4 separate regions of the Homo sapiens genome follow, and regions 2, 3 and 4 are each linked to region 1. A link is a loop called in an ENCODE intact Hi-C map of the cell type or tissue named here. Cell type or tissue: natural killer cell. All regions are shown on one strand.

The links. Peaks named below come from ENCODE experiments on the same cell type or tissue, not always from the same donor. Only the 100,000 strongest peaks of a DNase experiment are listed, where the experiment ranks them.
Region 2: a loop joins it to region 1, with 2.4 times the contacts of the local background. A loop is called at or near these places in 2 of 110 quality-filtered maps.
Region 3: it touches region 1 in a loop (4-fold over the local background); 7 of 110 quality-filtered maps call a loop at or near these places.
Region 4: a loop joins it to region 1, with 2.1 times the contacts of the local background. A loop is called at or near these places in 4 of 110 quality-filtered maps.

Annotation. Positions count from the first base shown.
Region 1 is chr3:71,225,021-71,230,020 of GRCh38, reverse strand. All of the region lies in intron 5 of FOXP1 (forkhead box P1), which reads left to right. Among named protein-coding and RNA genes, the nearest start is that of FOXP1-AS1, 62 kb to the left of the region's middle. RefSeq lists enhancers at 216-1,860, 3,054-3,554. In natural killer cell, no CTCF peak of the experiment used is centred here; DNase peaks (open chromatin) are centred at 2,500 and 3,090; H3K4me3 peaks cover 1,112 bases; H3K27ac peaks cover 1,194 bases.
Region 2 is chr3:71,490,909-71,495,908 of GRCh38, reverse strand. It overlaps FOXP1 (forkhead box P1), which reads left to right. Exons shown (of 21, transcript NM_001349338.3): 3 at 2,354-2,483. Among named protein-coding and RNA genes, the nearest start is that of MIR1284, 49 kb to the left of the region's middle. In natural killer cell, no CTCF peak of the experiment used is centred here; DNase peaks (open chromatin) are centred at 1,565, 2,248, 3,168, 4,508 and 2 weaker places; H3K4me3 peaks cover 676 bases; H3K27ac peaks cover 3,209 bases.
Region 3 is chr3:71,007,897-71,012,896 of GRCh38, reverse strand. All of the region lies in intron 12 of FOXP1 (forkhead box P1), which reads left to right. Among named protein-coding and RNA genes, the nearest start is that of FOXP1-AS1, 280 kb to the left of the region's middle. In natural killer cell, no CTCF peak of the experiment used is centred here; DNase peaks (open chromatin) are centred at 1,136, 1,626, 2,016 and 4,176; H3K27ac peaks cover 2,201 bases.
Region 4 is chr3:71,394,524-71,399,523 of GRCh38, reverse strand. The region is part of intron 3 of FOXP1 (forkhead box P1); the gene reads left to right. Among named protein-coding and RNA genes, the nearest start is that of FOXP1-AS1, 110 kb to the right of the region's middle. RefSeq lists an enhancer at 1-1,848. In natural killer cell, a CTCF peak has its summit at 2,305; DNase peaks (open chromatin) are centred at 1,123 and 2,313; H3K27ac peaks cover 245 bases.

The DNA.
Region 1 (5,000 bases):
TGAGTAGCAAGTTTCCAGGGAGTCCTGGAGGTTGCAGCGCCACTGAGATAATCTGAGCTTGACAGAAGTGGCACAATTATCCCTAAGTCCTAGATGAAGCAGTAACCCTCAAGGAGGATACTCGAGTGGCCGTGGAGCTTTCCAGAACTGAACAGAATGGGCTCCTCTGTCAGTGCAGATTAGCTCTTGTTGTTGTTGTTGTTTACTAGACAGTGGGTACCTTAAGGAGATGGTACGGAGAACCCATTGTAGCTGATCCAACTTCCGGCGTTTATTTTATTTTTTTTTAAATTTCAAAGCTCCATTCTTGACATTGACTAGAAAACAGCTGAAAGAAAGAGACACGGCCCATTTGCATATTCTACAAGGATAGTGTGGAGCCTGTATGATGAAATCTGAATAAATACGTGGATTTTGAGAACCCTTTTTTTCCCTGACAGTATTCAACATTAAGTATATACTTAAGCAGTAATGACTCTGAAGCTATGCTTTGCATTCATGAACACACTCCATAGGGTTACGCTTCAAGCACTAGGTGAAGCCAAGATTTTCTGAATTATGTTTCATTGGGGAATTTTTACCTTTTTTTCCTGTTTATGACAGTCATTTCATCTGGTTTTATAATGAGGTCAGGAACAGGTGAATGTAAAATAATACTAGTAAGCTGAGTGATTTCTGTGTTAATGATTAGGCTATTTTTTAAATTAAAAAGTTCTGGTATTTGAAACATGCTCAGTACTTTAAGTACACTTACTAGTAATTAATCAGAATGAAAGATTTTAATGTTCTCTGATTATGTACAAATCATTATGGCTACCTGTCTGCAAGAAGTCAGGAGAAACTGGTATCTCGGCTAAAACTGGGGGAAAAACTGGTGTCGTCTTTGCTTATTTTTCCCATTCTCCCAGTAAATACAAAGCATTAGCATTTGTATAATATAGGGGTGTACTTAACTCTTTCCCCTTAAAAGGCCAACTTTCCCCCTTTATAAAATACAGGTCTGCTCATTAAACCAATAACCTTTAAAAAATGAGACATCAAAAAAAAAAAAAACAACCAACAGTAAAAGCATTTTACTAGGAAACCCTCTTAGAGCACATTTTAAACATCTTTTGTGTTTCCACATATCAAGCTACTTTATGGACTTTTGCTGTGGCATTGCCCTTCAACGAGAAAGCTTTTTCCATTTTGTACCATAAAGAATATTATTTTTCTGCCAGCCAATTTTCTCTGTTAGTCACTAATTGGCTACATAAATCTCGGGTGTTGAGAATGAGGAATGTTTCAGTGTCATAGAGTGTAATCTTCACCCTTATTTACCAATTCATTAAGATTCATTGATGCAGGATCGGTGAGAGGAAATGACAACATAAATCAGACCTCCAACATAATGACCCTAATCAGTTGGGAATTGCTGGAAATGTCATGATGAACTATGTCCTTGTGTTAGTGCCACTGTACATTGTCATTGCGCTGCTTTATGAGTGGGACGCATCTTCCTGACACTGACTGTATTTAACGAAAAAAGAGTTGTTAAAAACCTGATTCCATTAAAGCTATGAGATCCATACAAGGTCCTGTGGTGTTTAGCCTTGTGCCCTTTACCTTCATTGTAACTGCTTAATGGAGCTGCAGTTTAATGCACATTTAGAGTACACCTGAGTAAAAACTCCACAGGAAAAAAAAAAAAGCAGGTTGATTTATGGCTTGTCATGTCTTTATTTAACCCAATAATTTCGGTGCGTATAGAGAATTGAAAACAGTAAGTTCTCCACTTAGGTACCAAATCTCTTGTCACTAAACTGAGGAAGCATCCCAGTGACCTAGAACTCCCTAAATATCCTCTCTTTCCGTGATGTGTTGGATTCAAACCTCAGTCTCCACAGGTTTGCTGATGGTAACTGCTGGTCATTCCTAGAATAATGTGTCAATTCAAAATTAGCAATATAATTTGACAGGGGCTTCTGCAAAGAGGTTTCTGGACACCTCCCCCGCCCCCCACCCGCCCCACCATGATATTGATTTGATTCCACCACATTCTTGGAATTGGTTACTGGAAGATCGGGAGCTGCATAGTCATACACATTCTTCGATTTAATATAGTTATTCATTTTAGCTGTAATGAATTAATCTGGCAACAGTTTTGGACTAGCCCAGAAGGCACTCCTCCTTCCTCTTTACTTACTGCTTATTAAAATCTTGCCGATGAATAGCAGGTAAATACGTTTCAGGATGTGAAGATTGAAAATTGTCACTTTATACTCCTTTGACTGTTTTTTTTTTTTTTTAAAAACATTGAGCATGATGGTAACCATTTTTTAATCTCAAAACAAATCTTTAATCTATGGTATAAGGCTGAGAAAGACCTGTAAGAGAACAAGACAAGTTTACTTAATCTTGACAGCCCTGGGTGTAATCTCACTCTGCTTGTGACAAGTCAGACTGTAAGATTTATAACTCCTTAATCAAATGTCTAGAAGTCTCAGGAAATGTTATCATAGGACTTCCTTTCACATGACTTACTGAGAACTCAATAGACCGTTAGATAAGCTCTAGACTAAGCTGGACCTTAGAATAATTTCAAATTGACTAATAGTTTTCTGGGGGGTTTCTTTGGCGGGAGAGTGTTTTCAATTTGTTTTGACAAGTGTATGTTTACAGACTCATTATATCAGAGGGCTCTGTTGCTTCCAATAGGAAGACACGGTAATTTTTGATGCCCTGTGGTCGTGGTCTTCACGTAAACGCTATTTGTGTTCCGAATCTTAGAGTTGTGTGGGAAGGGGATCCGAGGAGACATGAGGATCATAAAAGCTGCCCGATGTCACCATGGTCGCGTGCCTGTGGGGCTGTAAAGGCAGACTTAGACAAGAGCAGGGGACTGCAGTGGGCTCTGAGCCACTGTGTGTCAGTGGAAGGATGACTAAGAGTGTGAGAACCACTGCATCGCTAGAACCGCACCAGCCTTCTCATGTGGTCCAGGAGGCCCGGCACCGCCATTACCACGAAGACCAAAATGACTCTCCCCACCCACAGCCAAACCAGAGTCGTCCTGTGCGCTCTGCCCTGTCATCAGAGGGGACTGTCAGCTGCCGTCTGACATCCTGCGTGCTTTGGCTCTTACCCCAGTCTGACCAGTGTGACTGTACAGGATCCCTCTTCTTGGCCGGTGAACAGCGCACTTAGTGCCCTTGCAGGGAGCCTGAGAACGAGCAAGGTAGTGCGTGCGGGGAGTGAGCAAAAGAGAGACTCAGCGAGACAGGATGTGAGATGGAGGTGGAGAGCAAGACTGCGAGAGGAAAATGACAAGCAGAGAGAAAGGGATACTAAGAGGAAGATGGCAAACTGAAAGGGAAAGAGACTGTGTGACAGGGTGAGACAGAGTGAAAGAGATTGAGCCAGAATGAGATGCAGAAGGGGGTAGGGAGGGAGTGAGAGGGAGAGAGACAGGAGAGAGAGAGAGAGAGAGAGAACCCCGGGAAGCAATAGGGACCCCCAGAGTAGACCCTGCCATCACTTGTGCCTGGAAGAGGCTCTTGCATAGGTGACGGGCATTTTCAGGATGGCTGCCGGGTGGAGTTGAGCAGTGAGGCTGGCAGGAGTCACATCTGGGCCTGAGGCAAGTAGCCCAAACTGAAAAGGCAATGCTCTGATGTCAGCCTCATCCATCTAGGCTTAGAACAAGGATCTGTACTTTGAAGAATCCCAGCCTCCCCTGCAAGAAAGAGCCCAAGATTGTTACCATTTCAGACCTCAAGAGCCAAAGCAAGACACACCAGTTCCTAACCAGAGGGACTTGAGTTAGCTCTAGGAAATGGGAAGATTCAATTGATGTAATTTCAACTTCTTTTCCTCAGAGGCGTCCAGCAGCACAGGCTGCCAAAAAAGTGCCCATGCCCTTGATGTCTAAGCAAAGTGACTGTAAAAATAGAAGTAGTGTCTCAGAAGTTTTTTCTCTGCCCCTGTCTCTCCTGAATCTGAACCAGGCTGTTTAAAACTTGGCATCACTCAGCTTGCAAAGCTACCATTTGTTTCTAGAAAGTGAAAGTTTTTTTTGGTAAGCCCTCTGAAACTCAGTGTTGCCTAAATATCTGAAGACATGATTTTTCTCAGTCCGTCTTGGGCCCCCGTGCCCAGTCTCTCTTTGCTGCACCCGTTCTTCCTCTGCACTAATATGTCCTCATATCCAGCTCCTTTCCATAGATGTGATTGGGTTTCTGTTCATGTCTCCACTGTTCAAAAGATTTGTTTCCTCCACCATTAGTATTTGAGGGAGAACTCCCAAAACCTAGGGAGGGGAAAGCAAGTGGGCAGAGAACTAGAAATGAGATGAGAAAAATCGCTAGCTATTTCTGGCAAGGAAAAACATCTTTACAGTAACAGGAGTGTTTAACAGACAGACAAAATACCTTCAAAATATGCAAATCTCTGTTTATCTTACAGAATTCTACAGGGAACAAATCCGTAGCATTAGCAATTATGACAGCTCAGAAATTTTTTTCCTTCCTCGTCATAATTATAAACATCAGTATCGCTTAGAGCTTCACGTTAAAATGTTTTTCTCCTACTTCTTTTAAGAGTTATTTGTTTAACATGCTTTTATTATCCTAGATGATGTGATTTGGGAAGAAAGTATTAATTCTCTTATCAGCTCTGTTTCCTTTCCAGTTGTTCAGAGAATTGAGCTACACTAGTAGTTTATGAAGTAAGAGGTATTAAATAGAGAGCTCACTGCTGATCAGATTGAGCCACTTCTGAACTGTGGCTATCCAGGCAAAGGGGATTGACAGCTTAGCATTTATGCCGCAAATGTGTTGGAATAACATGGCAACAGAATCACAGGCATCTTTACTTCTCTCACACTGCCGCCTCCCAGCTAGTGCCTTTGTATCATTGAAATTTTTGAGAAACAAGATGCCTTAACTCCTTATCCAATGTTGCTTGTTCAGTCTGGCTTTGTGAATATTGTTCCTTGAGTGTGGTTTTGAAGGTGGCTGTGT
Region 2 (5,000 bases), 270 kb before region 1:
CTGGCCTTCCTCGCTCATTTGCATTACCTGCCTGTTACAAAATGTGGCCCATGATTGTTAGTACCAGCATGGTCAGGTAGTGCCAAAATTCACTTGAGCAAGCCTGAGTCAGAAGGGTATATCACAAAAACTCAGGACTTTTATATTAGGGTATTGGCTGGAAAATATAGAGTTCCCATGGGCACAAGCTTTATAGAGTTGAGTCAGGCTGCTAAAACTCCCTGTGCCTCAGTTTTCTTATCCACATATTGAGTTTAAAATAATAATATCTGCTAAGAACTTTGTTGTAAGAATAGAATGAAATAATGATTATAAAAGACTTAAAACAATACCCAGTACATAATGAGTTTTCAACAAATGGCAATTATATTTTTAGAGAGTACCGAAAAGTTACTTCTTTCAGTTGTTGATTCATTTATTCACTCAAAAGATACATATTGAGTACTTGCTATGAGCTGGGCATTTTTCTGAAATTTTGGAGCATTGCGATGAAAAGAAATAGTTCTTTTATCTAATTGAGCTTATATTCTAGTGGGGAAGACAAATGAGCAAATAGATCAGGGCGAAAGCTCTGAAGTAAGCACATAGGATGATATAATTGAGACTAACTTGGAACCTAACTTAAGTAGGTGGGCAGGACAAGCTTTTTGAAGTGGCCTTTGTCCCTAAGTCCCAGTACTGAGAAGGGACCAGTTGTGTAAAGAATGGGCTCATGGCATCTTGGGAAGCTGAGATAGCAAGTGCACCAGCCCTGAGATGGGAAGACACTTGCCTTGCTTGAAACAAAAGGAGGACCACTGTATCTACATTGATTATAGTTTGGGATTGGGTTGGTAGTTAAGGCAGCGTCAGAGAAGTAGAAAGTGGCCAGATTATGTAGGGCCCTCAGGCCATGGAAAGAAATTCAAATTTTATCCTAAAGATGGTAAACAACTTCAGCCCATTTCTTCATTTCTTTTCTTTTTCTTTTTTCTTTTCTTTTTTTTTTTTTCTATGTGACATAGACTTCATGGCTTTAGGGAGCATGTCTGAGCCTTGGAAGTACTTCTTGGATCTCAAAGCTGCTTGGAGGCTTGGAGAATAGGACTTTGCCATTTGACTCGAAGTGTGGTCCATGATTGGTAGTATCAGCATCTCCTGGTAGTTTTCTAGAAATGCAGAATCTCAGGCCCACTCCAGATCTAGTGAATCAGAGTCTTCGGGGATGGGTCCCAGGAATCTGTATTTTGAAATGCTCTCCAAAAGATGCTTATGCACAGAAGTTTGAGAAGCATCAATCTAGAATACATCTGGACAGATTTCTGCAGGACATGGAGCTATGCTCATTGGAGAGGAATGGAAGCCTTTCCTGGGCACCCAGGGGATGCTGCCAGCCGCCGGGATGCTGGCTCAATAGGGTTAGGTACTGGTGCCAGGCTTAGCATTCTAAGCGCTTGAAAAACTCTCTGGTCACAGCACATCTTCAGTGTTGATGGCAGGTCAGCATGAGAGTGAATCATGGTAAAAACAAAACAAAAACCAAAAATCTCTTTTTAATCAGGAAGCTTAAAGGAGAAGTTAATTAGTTTAAAGTATTTAGAAGAAATATGCTTCTTTCAAAAAGACAGAAGCTTAGAGGTAGAAGGAACTTGAAGAGCATCGGTTAATGCCCTGACCCTACAGGTGAAGAGACTGGAATCGAGATGATAAATGGCTCTCCTGGGGCCACACTAGTGACTGAAGACCATACCGGGTCCAGAACTCAGGCTTCTCAGCTTTTGAGCCCTGACCATCGCACCGTATGTGCTTTCTTGATGGAAACATCTCCATGAGTATTGCTCCTTATGTAATCCATAATCATTTTTAGAATAAAATAGAATTATTTTGGAGAAAAAAATGATGATTACCTTTCCTACTAGTTTTAATGTTCGTTATTAGTACTAGTATTTCTAAAATAATTTAAAATTATTTAAATTTTTTACTTTTTTTGTTCTTCGAAAAAGATCATAACTTAATAGGGAATGGTACATTTATCTGTGTAATATTTTAGTTAAAACAGTTTATTGTTACCTGAAGACTTGATAATGGGAAGTGGTATTTTCATATGCTAAAATATTTAAAATATTTGGTACAAAGCCCATAATAAATAACAACTTTACAGTGTACGTGTTGAAGTGATTAGTAAATGTATCTTTCAAAACAGTATTTCCGGTTCATATTTAACAGCATCACACTTGATGTATTGACATACCCTGGCTTGAACGGTGTTTTCCCCTACCTCAAGAATCTATGTCTTGCTGTTTTCAAGTGTAAGGAAGTGGTGGTTTTAGAAGTTACATCTTAGTTATGTGTAAAAAATATTTTTGTGTTGCAGTGTCCCAGAAGCTTTTGTTGACAATTCCAGTTTCCGAACAAAACATTTCGGCAATGGTGAGGGCTTCGATCCCTTCTCTGATTTGCTGTCAGCCATGAACGGATGGATGTGATGCCTGCTAGCCAAAAGGGTGAGTGAATGAATGTTTGTGATTATTCATCTGAAAATTCACAAGACAAAAAGTCCTTCAAGACAGTTGCCCACCCAGGATGAGAGATTCTTATCTTGAAAGAAGGGACAAACTCTGTCATTGTTTTCTGGTGTAATCTTTTCAGATAATTCCTGCGGTGATCTGAGGATTTATAAAAGGCATAATAGGACATAGGATAACTTCCTCTGTTGGCTTGTTTGTTTTAATCATACTCTGAAGGATGGACTATCTCAGTTTTGGTCCATGTGCAACGTTGAATGAGTAATTGTTTTTTTGGTCCCATTACAACTTGGTGATAACATGAGCCACCAAGAAATAAGACAACAATTTTTTCATCTTGAGTTTTAGGGGAAATTTGAGTCTAATTTGTTCCTTGAGAGAGTCCTATCCCAAACTTTTTGTATGATCAGGACTTATGAGAAAGCCAAAGGATTGGAAACTTGGGATTTTCAAAGATTTTTTGAAAGACTTCTGGAAATTTTTTTGTATCATAATTTACCTCATTAGGTTATTCATTGACTTTTTAGGGGGAGGTTAGAAAGGACATGATGATATTTTTCTCTAAGTGTGTTTTCCATCCATCCTGTTCCTCAGCAATCAATGACTCCCCTGTAGTAATGAACACTGTGACTTGTCATTAGCAGAGACAATGATTGGTTGAGGCCAGGCATTTTGGGTGACAACTCTGACATCATTTGTGGTAGCCTTGCCATTGGATGAGGTCAGTTTCATGGAGAACCTTATCATTTCAGGGTTTGTATTGAATAGCATTTAATTGGTAAGACCCTCATCTTTTTCTGTCTTAGTGCAGTAGTATTGGAAGCAAATTCTAAATAATGGAGAGAAGTGTAGTGAAGCAGAAAGGGCACTGTATTGGGAGTTGGGAGGCTTAATAGTAACCTGGCATGGGGCAAATTAGGCTCTCTCTTTGATTTTTTTTCTTTTTTTTTTTTGGAGACGGAGTTTCCCAATTGTTCCAGGCTGGAGTGCAGTGGCGCGATCTCGGCTCACTGCAACCTCCGCCTCCCAGGTTCAAGCAATTTTTCTGCCTCGGCCTCCCAAGTAGCTGAGATTACAGGCGCCCGCCACCATGCCTGGCTAATTTTTGTACTTTTAGGAGAGACAGGGTTTCACCACATTGGCCAGGCTGGTCTCAAACTCCTGACCTCAGGTGATCCGCCCGTCTCAGCCTCCTAAAGTGCTGGGATTACAGGTGTGAGCCACTGTGCCTGGCTTGATTTTCTATATCTAAAACAAAGCATGTAGGTTAGAGGATCCTATCCTATCAGTGTTATTGAGGCCCTGGAAATTATCTATTTAAATACCTCAGTTTACAAATGGGACAGCTTAAGTCATGAGTCTAGGTGGGATGGCTAAGTCCCTGGGGTTGGTCTGGGCTGGACCATAGCTATTTGGTCATCATTCAGTGGTTCTTTCTAGCTTATTTCAATTACAGAGATTAAGACATCCTGCCCATTTAGCTTTTTAAGCCTCCTCTGATGATATGTCTAAGACAGTGTTATGCATTCAATTACTTGGGCCAGATTTGTGAAGATTTTATAGCTAGAGGTCATTTTGACAAATCCTTCCCCTTGTATACATTAAAAAATACTTTAGTTTTATTGTCCAGAGAAACTGTGTTCATAGTGAAGCAACCGGCTCAAATATTAGAGACCAGATGATTTTCAAAGAGCTATTGGCTCGAAAAGGCACTTCCTGCCACAGTTTGTTAACTGATAACTTGTACTTTGCATTTGGTTCTGCTGGAGCTAGAGAGAGAGAAAAAAAAAATCCAGCCTCCTGTCTTCCCTACAGTATTACTTCTGTCAGTGGCAAGAAATAAGGCAAATAGTAAACAGTAACACACGGGCAAGGATGTCCACAATGAAAAGAAATGGTTAATGGAGTCATGAAATTTTAGAGCTGTTAGTGATCTTTGATCTTTTTACTGGGTGGCCTTGGGCAAGTTGTTCGGTTCTCTCACCCGTGAACTCCTGAGGTTTTCCATTGCTATGCATGTATGATAGACTTTTGTGGATGGTCTGTAGATTAGTGAACAGGCAGCACATGCTAAGAAAAGTCGTATCTTGGCTGGGCATGGTGGCTCACGCCTGTCATCACAGCACTTTGGGAGGCCGAGGTGGGTAGGTCACCTAAGGTCAGGAGTTCAAGACCAGCCTGACCAATATGGTGCAACCTCATCCCTCCCAAAAATACAAAAGTTAGCTGGGCGTGGTGGTGGGTGCCTGTACTCCCAGCTACTTGAGAGGCTGAGACAGGAGAATTCCTTGAACCCAGGAGGTGGAGGTTGCAGTGAGCTGAGATCGTGCCACTGCACTCCAGCCTGGTTGAGAAAGTGAGACTCCGTCTCAAAATAATAATAATAATAAAAAAAGTCATATCTTTAGGAATTCAGGTAGAGTTGAGAACAAAGCCTCGGTCTGTTTCATATACACATGAGAATTCATCAAAGGGGTTAGAATTCTGAAGGTATTG
Region 3 (5,000 bases), 220 kb after region 1:
ATAGGCACATGTATAACTATAACATATGCCCATGTATACATCTGGGTGCTTGATGGTTTACAAATTGGGTGTTGGGGACCATCTCCTTCTAGCTTTTCTCTCTCATTCAAGCCCCAGGGAAACAGAGGTGAGCTGATTTATGTGCAGGTCTCCAGTTTTGTGTGGTCTTTATATTGTTAGAACAGTCTCTGTATCTATCTTTATGGACCCGATACAAATATTGTAATAAAGCCATCCTTAGAGAGATACCTTGTGTTACCTGCAAGCAGTTTTGGTGAATATAAATTTTTGGTTAATGAATGGAAGCCTGTGAATCTATTTCATAGCTTTCTTGCCTCAGGATTATACTCTGAGAGCATTATGTAGTCATTGAAAACTTAAGTACTTAAAAATATTTTAAAAGAGATGTCCAAAATTGCTTCTAGATGTGAACAATCACGATCAGCAATGCTTTATTTTAAATTAAGCAACAGCCGTTTACAATTATTATCATTCAGAGTAGTGATATTGGGTTTTGTTTTGTTTAGAAATCACTCACTATAGAATCTTAGTTTTGTTCTTTCCTGATCATTTGCCTAATCATATTTATATAATGAGAGAAAAAGAACTTGGCAGAGCCACTTTTAAATTCTGAGTTTTTTCTTCTACACCAGTGCTAGGTTTGATAAATACCTTGGTACCGATTTCTTCCATCTGTAGAATGGCTGATAAACATCTGTAAATATGATTTATTGTTATAAAGTCTCTAGAACTATAAAATTGCTATCCATAAGCTCAGGGACATATATCAGTTTCAGAGTCAGAAAGGGAAATGACAGTTTCTAGACCCATTTTAAACATTTTGTTAATGGCTAACTTATGCCTACCGTAAAAAATCCTCAAATCATAGGTTCATTTGTTATGTGAGCTGACAATTAGGTTATATTTATTAGAAGATTATCCCAAAAAGGAGAGAGAATAATTTTCGTATTAAAGAAAATAAAGATCATTAGAATTGGGGCCTAGACTCAATTCCTATAAAAGAGCCCATTTCTCTTCTAAAGATATTAGAAGTCTGGCACTTGTATAGGAAACCACCTATCAATTATTTATTGTGGTTTTGCACATGACACGACATGTTCTCAGTTCCTGTTTGCTCAGTGGAATTGGAATGCCCACTATCAACCTGCAACTGTTGCTTGGTTATTTCCTGGTACTTATTTATTGACTTATATTTGTAAGACGACTTTTGTTTGTAAGTTACAGAAACCCAACTTAAATTGGCTGAAGCGAAAAAAATAAATAAATAAATGAGGGATGATAATTGGCCCCTATTGCTAGGAAGTCCAGTGGTACAGCTGGCTTCAAGCATGGCTAGATCCTGATATTTAACCAAGGCTGTTGGAGTATTGATTGTCCATTAGCTCTGTTTTTCTATGTTGTCTTCATCTGGGGGCTCTTTCCAAGTGGAACTGAAGAGGACAGGTTTATTAATCCCACAGAGTATCTCTTTCCATGTAGCCCCAGAAAAAGCCATAGGCAGACTGTCATTGGCCCAGATTGAGTCATGTGTTCTAGCTTTGAGCCAATCACCATGATGTGCCCTGGCTTGCATTACATGCTGCCTCCAGAACAGAGGGAGATGTTCACCCCACGTGAACCACATGGGGGCTGGGGATGAGAAAGTTGCTTCAAGAATGTAAAAATGAATATTGTAAAGTAGCAAAGGAGAGCAAATGCTGAGTAAGAAGAAACTCCCCTAGATGCTTTCCTGAGTTACGCATTGACTGGTCATATGTAACAAATTCAGGATTTCAGTTTTCCTCTACAACATGATTTTAACTCTTGGAAATTCAGAGTTGTCTTCAGGTATCAGGATCTTGCCTAGTGCAGTGGAAAATAAGTTAGTCTTCTTGTAGATTCACATTTCCCACTTCTCTGTTCAGTCTAAAGGGAAATCAAATTGACTTTGATGAAACCAACTTTGTTTTCCATTGAACCGAACTGAAAGAAGCTAGCAAACTTCTGTGGTTCAAGTAAAAACCACCTGGCTTCTTTGAATGATCTCACTGGGTGGGGGGGGAGGGGGGGTTATTGTCATCAGAGAGTGATGCATCAAGTACTTTGCTCAGATTGCTGGATTCATAGATCCTGAAAGCATCTTCATTTGCTTCAGTGGACCCAAAATTCTCTAGTCTACGCTTCTCTTCAGTTGTCCCTTTCTTTTTTAGAAGGGATTTCTTATGGTTTAGGCAAATTGATAGCAGTGTTGCTTGAATTCTCCTTGGTATTCTTACTTAATAAAGGTAACATTGCTTTGACCTTGATTTAAGTGTTACTTCATAGATTATTTTCACCTATTTTCTGTTCCCTTGATTTTACACTCCCCTAGTAATAGTTTATAATTAAATAGTACTGAACCTTAAAACAGGCATAGTCCCGAAATGCTTCACATATATTAACTCATTTAATCCTCACAAACAGTTTATGCTAGTATTGTAGTAGTATTCCCAGCATAGAGTTAAGGAAACTAATGCCCAGAGAGGTTAAATGATTTACCCAAGGTCACACAGCTAATAAGAGGTGGAGTCAAGGTCCAAACCCAGGCAGTCTGGCTTCAGAAGACTTATTCTTAACTGCTGCATTATACAGCCTGGTTAGAGGCAGCACTTCTTATTGACAGTTTGCTTTCTGCTTGGCAGTGGATGTAAAGAAAGTTTTGGAGAAAGCCTGACTGGGTAGTGAGGACATTATTAATATGTTCTTTGAACTAGCCACATGTCATCTGAGCCTCAGTATCAGCACATGTGATTTGGGATGTTAACCACTTTTTACGGTTGTTAGAATTAAAAGGTACACCAGGCAAGACACAGGTGGTTTACCCCTGTAATCCCAATGCATTTGGAGGCTAAGGTGGAAGGATTTCTTGAGGCCAAGAGTTTGAGACCAGCCAGGTCAACATAGCAAGACCCTATCTCTGCCAAAAAAAAAAAAAAAAAAATTCAGCTGGGTGTCGTGGCATGTGCCCATAGTCTTAGTTAATTGGGAAGCTAAGGTGGGAGGCTCACTTGAGCCCAGAAGTTCGAGGCCGCAGTGAGCTATGATAATGCCACTGTACTGTAGCCTAGGTAGCAAAGCAAAACCTTGTCTCTAAAAATTAAATAAATGAATGAGTAAATAAAAAGTACATCATATAAACTGCCTAGCCCATACTAGGCACTCTTTAAAAGCGTTAGAACTTCTTAACCTACTTAGATATATTTATTTTTCAAGGATGAGTAATTTTAAATATCCAAAAATTTCCAACCTTCTACCTAGGAAAAGGAGTTGTGACTATGCAAAGCATTGATATATCCGAAGAAATTGTTCTGTAATAGAATGTTTTAATCAGAAACCTCTGGTAAAAAGTCCCACACAGAGGGGAGGGCATGGCAAATTTTTTCCATAAAGGGGTAGACAGTAAATATTTTCAGCATTGCAGGCCATACAGTGTCTGTCACAGCAACTCGACTTAGCTCTGCCATTGGGGTACAAAAGCAGCCGTTGACCATGCGTAAGGAACAAGGAACGAGTATGGCTGTGTCCCTTGGACCACAGTTTGCTGTACCATTTTTGGTGTCACCAACATATTTTTAGCTGAGGAATGCTTTTGTGGCCCCGGACATAGCTATCCAGGGTTATGTTAGCTTGGATTCACAGAACCCTCAAGTTAGTCATATTTGAGGGGAGATATCCACGTGTGTCATGCGCCCCCCCCCCCCCGCCCCCATGATTTCATTGACCAACCATGGTTGCTGTACTTCCTTGATCTTGGGTTCTTCCACCCAGTTTTTAGGGTTCAGACTAAGGGAGAGGAAGTGACTTTGCCAGGTAACAGCTTTCTGGTCTTCTGCAGCTCCAGATTAATAAGCTGTAACTGTTACAGAGGCCAAGCTTGGTTCTTCAGGATAAAAATCCCATCTGTCAATACTGTGCCACTGTTAACAGAGAGAGGGGTTCAGAAAAAAGAGAGGTGGGGGGGACTCACAGGTCTAAAACTGAAGCATATTTTTTTTTCCCTCCTGAGGAAGAAATATCATAACTGTTGGTAAATCAAAACCAGAGATTTGACACTTTTCTGTGATCATTCTGCAGCATTTGTTCCCAAGGTGAGGTATACCACAGGGCCCTTGATTTCAAAGATAAATACTGTACAAATAACCATCCTGTTGTCTTTCCCTCACCGCCAACAGAGGGACGCTTTATCAGAATCAGCAGATACCCAGTCTATTGTATGCATTTATTTCCCTGTTTCTTCTGAAAACAACTTGCAGTTTTAGTGTTGATTTTTTTTTAATCTATCAACCATGAGTTATCATGTGACTGTTGCATTTGTTAGTGCTAACTGATAGCAGCAGGTGCTCCTGCTAACTCTAATGAAATCGTCCAGCCCTGCATTGCTTGGCATCCTCCGATAACAGAAAAACAAAAACAAGTCCCGTATCATCCAGAGTGGTGTGAAGCTCATCGGCGTTCTTCCATCTTCTCCCCACTTGAGTCCTTTCTTTTTTCTTCTTTTCAAACCAGGTGAAAGACACAATCTTCACTAGTAAAAACGTGGATTTGTAATTCTTCCCTTTCCTCCCCCTCCCTTTTTTTAATGCTCATGTAATGCATTGGCAAAATGAGGAGTAGATTTGAAGGTTAAATCCTGACCACATTTCCCTGTTTTTAACTTAGAAGGTAAAATCAAATGCAGGCCCATAGTTTCACAAACACCAGGTACTCTTATGTGCTTGGGGGAAAATGTTTCCATTTCTCCTAGTTTTTCTTTTAAGTGACCACTTGTATAACGTCTACTAAAAGTATCATTTGTATCCTTGCTTAGTATCCTATTTGAAAAGAATTTTTTTTCTTTTGGTGATTTCTCAGGGAGAAAAACTTCATGCAGAACAAAACAAAAATTCCCTTGCTTGTTAGATGTATGTAATTTATGAAAGCCAAAATAAACTGTATATGTGCTGTAATGGAAGACAGAGAAA
Region 4 (5,000 bases), 170 kb before region 1:
ACTTTAGTGAAATGCATAGGATTTTAGAACTTCAGGTATACCCAAATAGCTGCTTATTTTGAAACTTGCTTGAATTTCTTGTTTCTAAAATGTATGGTGGGAGATGGTGGAATAAAGGGTATTTTATACTTTCCTTAAGTGTAGTCACCTTTTCTTAAATTTCTGGTTTGTAGTTTTGTTTCTTCATGACTTGGGAGCTTTAGAGAATGTATCATACTGTGAAGTTGTTTGACTCCTTTAGAGATGTGTCTGAGTGTGTTTTGTGTGTATATACACACATACATATGTATACACCTAAACCTATGTACATACCTGTATATCTACACATATACACATATGTGTATGTACACACATAGACACACGTATGGTTGTTAAATTTCATAAACCCAAATAATTCAAGTTTCTTTCCTAACACAGAAAGTCACTTCTACGAACAGTTGAAAAATAAATATTATAATCAGCGAGGCATCACAAATAACTTTTATGTCTAAATCAAGCTATTAAATGCTTTTTTATTTTTAAGTAGATAGGGGAATAAAATAGCTGTATAGTTCATAAAGTGGTGTGCCATTACTGCCTGCTGTGCCCAAGAATTATGCCAGCTTTTTACACTCATGAAGTAAAAGCGGATTAGAACTGTGATCAATGTATTATCCTATATATCTTATTTTGCATTGTATTTCCTTTTTGAGCACCTTTGTAGACTAAATGGCTACTAATGACATAATTACAATTGTTTGTCACCACCATAATGCATGATTTCCTATCTCATCATGAAGATGTAAGTTAGATAAAGGAGGAGTTTTGGCAGGAAGACAAAGTGCAGTGATTTATTAAAGGCCAGATGTGGTTGTTAAAAGCTTTTCTACAGAAGGCACAATTGAGTGATGTGAAATGGGAGCAAAATCACTCTGCACCCCCAGCCCGTGGTTCTTGGTGTGAGTGACATAGTTGCTTCTGGAAGCATGACAAATGAGCCACATGTTTTATTGTTGTGTACAAATTTTATGTTGGAATTTAAACAGGGTGAAAAGGGTTCACATTAGCTTATACCAGCAAAGTAGGTGTTTAAAGGAAGCTAATGAGACTAAAGGGCTGGCGATGTTTTCAGCGTGCTTAGTGCTTCATAGCAAGAACTGAAATATCTTATGTTTCTGTCAAGTTTCAAAGAGGGAAAATCCCAGCACTGTTTTAAAAAAATGAGAGTGGTTAATATGAGAATTCAAAGAAATCAGAAGCAAGTGGAGACAAGATATTACTTAAGCACTGTTGACATACATATTGCACACATCGACTTGACATATATACAATCAGATTAGATAGATGCTTCTAAGGAAAGAGGCACAATTTCTGGTTTTAGCATTATTTGCACACACAAAGCTCTGTTAAAATAATGTTAAGACATTGGAGTGTTAGAAGCTATGAGTGGTACGAAGAGTGTTTTCAAGCTTTTGGAGGAGGATAAAAAAAGAAAATGGTTGTATCTTAAAAGCTATTCTGTGGACAGAAGGTAGTGATCTTTCTGGTTTTCCTTCCTTCCTCTCCCCTTCTCTCTCTTTCCCCACTCTCTCTGCTTCTTCCTTCTTTCCCTGTCTCTACCTTCTCCCTCCTTCCCTTGCATCCCTGTAAAATGTTATACGGAGAACAGTTAAACTGTAGGATTAGGTCTGTCTGTACAGCTTGGGACCTGGAATTATACTAGACATAGGAACTTTCCTGCCTTTTCCAGTGTAGATGGAGAAATTATTCTAAATGGTATAAGTTGAAGACTTCAAAGGTTTCTAGATTAACTCTGTGAAATCAGTGAGAGCTTTGGTGGGGTTTTCCTTCCTTGTCCTCTCAGCTGAAAATATGGGGTCCTCCTATTGTTTTCTCCCATAGTACTGCAGACTTGATAGCTCTTGTAGACTTGACCATACATTGTAATTATATGTCTATTTGTAAAATCATTTGTTTAACATTTATTTCCCAGTGTTCAGTCTGTAAGTTCCACAGAGGCAAAAACTGGCCCCAAGGCCCGTCGCATTGCCTGGCACATAATGTACATTTGGAAAGTATTTGTTGAACAATCCAAAGAACCGCAGGCAGCAATACCTACATTCAGGATATCACTTGGAAAAACTAGCAAAATCCATCCAGATAAAACGTTCCCAGATTATAAATGCTCATCCACATAATCTGTGGAGCAGTTCAGATGGCTCTTTTGCAACTTTCTTAAAGTTTGGAACTTTGGAATCCAGTTAGATCTCGTTCCTTCCGAATGGGTTTTTGCCTCCTAAGCTCTCTTCATGCAATTCCAGGGACTGCCACTTGATGGCTTAGACAATTTAAAATATAAAGTGGGAAAGGTACACGTGCTTCCAACCCTGCCTAGACTCTGCTGGTTCCATTTAAATGTGTATATATACACATATATATATATGTATATATATATATACACATATATATGTATATATATATACACATATATATGTGTATATATATATACACATATATATGTATATATATATATATACACATATATATGTGTATATATATACACATATATATATATACACACATATATATATATACACATATATATATGTGTATATATATATATATACACACATATATATGTTCCTTATGACTCATACATTGAACCTTATACGGAGATGAATACAGTTGAAGTACAGGGAGTAAAGTTTCGGAGAAATAAAACACTTAGAATCAGGGCTGTATTCGTGGGTGTGAGACATGCCCAATCTCACAAGACCTGACGCTTAGAAGGGACCCACACTTGGTTTAATGCTCTGCTGTTGCTGTCTTCTTAAACATTTTTTAAAATTTTGAACAAGGGGTCCCAAGTGTTCATTATGCCACGGGCCCCATAAATTATGTAGTCAGTCTGAACTGGAATTTGTGTTACTTGAAGGTAGGTTGCTTTAGGCCTGATCTTAGCTGACCATGGCTCCTTTAGGAGTCTTTGTTTAGTGCTTGGTAGGAAGCTTGTTCCCACGGGACAAGCCTGTGGGTTAAGAGCTTGGCTTTGACTCAGACTTCCTGGGTCAAATCCTGGCTCTGCAACTGGGTCAGTTACTTAAACTTTCCAAGCCCAGTTTCCTCATTTACAAAATGGAGATGATAATAGTGTGTCTGCTTCCTAGACTTGAGTTGATTAAACTAACGTCCCAGGTGCACGTCTTAGGGCTGAGCACTGCATTTCTGCTAGGTATGGTTGCAATCATCGGGCACCACATTCCTGGTTACACCTGACACTTACTGAGCTTCCTGCTCTCTGTGGCAGCTCCAAAAGTTTCAGGATTCTTGCCCTGCTTTGATGCTCTACTGTTCCAGCACTCAAGGTTCTGTGTAGTCCGGTAGCAGAGTTCAAGTTAGACTGAACTCTAAGACTTGACTCAGCTCTGCCCTATCCCTCCTCCTGAATGAGGCTCTAGCTGCTCTTCTTTAAGCCTTCTCTTTTATGTTAGATGATTAATTAATATGGAAAGGAATTGTGTAACTAAACTTTGCATTTTTGTAACCCATCTCTGTTTCCTGGTGGGTGCAAAGATGCCTCTTATTCGATATATCATTAAAGAAACCAGTCTTTTTTTCTGCAGAGCATTTATAATATATTTTAATATAGCCAAGTCATTCATAACCAACCCCCCCATTAATTACAGGAAATTTGCGCAACATTGACCATATCAAAGGACTCTACATTATAAAGAGGAGAATACATTATTGGAGACCGATATGATGTGGGATATGATTCATTCATTCATTTAGCAATTATTTATTGAAGACTTTGTGTGTGCCAGGCAGTGTTGTACGTACTGGGAATATAACTGTTAACAAGACTGCCAAGAACCTTGCTGTTGTGTTGCTGGTATTCTAGTAGGGTACAGATACTAAACAAACAACAAAGAACAGTATCAGAGGAAAGTGCTGTGCAGAGAAATAAAACAGAATGATGAAATAAGGAGTGCCCCTGGGCCAGTTTAGATGAGGTACCCAGGTAAGGCTTCTCAGAGGAGGTGACTTTTGAGCTGAGGTCTGAATGGCAAGAAGGAGGCAGCCAGGAGCAGCTTGGAAGAGAAGCATTCCAGACTTAGGGAACAACCAGTGTTCAGACCCTGGGGTATCATGAACTGGGTGGGTCTGAGGAACAGAAAAAAGGCATACAAGATGGAGAGCAGAAACACTCAAGGCAGCAGAACTAGTTGGGGCCTGATCTTACAGACTTTGGAAACCAGGGTCGCAAGACGCCGAGCTTTATTCTTCTACCTATTACTTTAATGCTAAAAGGGAACTAGGAATCTGTTCAGTCATGAGCCAAATAATAGAATCAGTGAAACAGTCTCCAGATATTAACTAGGGGGAAGTAGATGGTTTTGTCTGGATTATCCAGTTCAATTTTTTTTTTTTTTTTTTTTTTTTTGTGACGGGGTTTCACTCTTGTTGCCCAGGCTGGAGTGCAGTGGCGCGATCTTGGCTCACCGCAACCTCTGCCTCCTGGGTTCAAGCAATTCTCCTGCCTCAGCCTCCCAAGTAGCTGGGATTACAGGCATGCTCCACCACATCCGGTTAATTTTGTATTTTTAGTAGAGACGAGGTTTCTCCATGTTGGTCAGGCTGGTCTCGAACTCCCGACCTCAGGTGATCTGCCCGTCTCGGCCTCCCAAAGTGCTGGGATTACAGGCGTTAGCCACCGCGCCCAGCCTCCAGTTCAATTCTTTCGTTAAGAGCCATAATAGTGAAAGGAGCACTGGAATTGGAGTCCCCAAACAAATCCCAGCAGTTTTGGGACGAGCCATTTAGTTTTTCCAGAGTCATCCATCTGTAAGACTGACACTACCTTTGACACAAGGGTCGGTATAATGATGAAATGGCAGCTACCTGACAAATGCAAAGTCATATACAAAATACAAAGTTGCTATTATTGATGACCCTTCAATTTGATCATCTTATCTATTAAAATGTCTATTTTTAAAACTATAAAAATGCATCTTTGATCC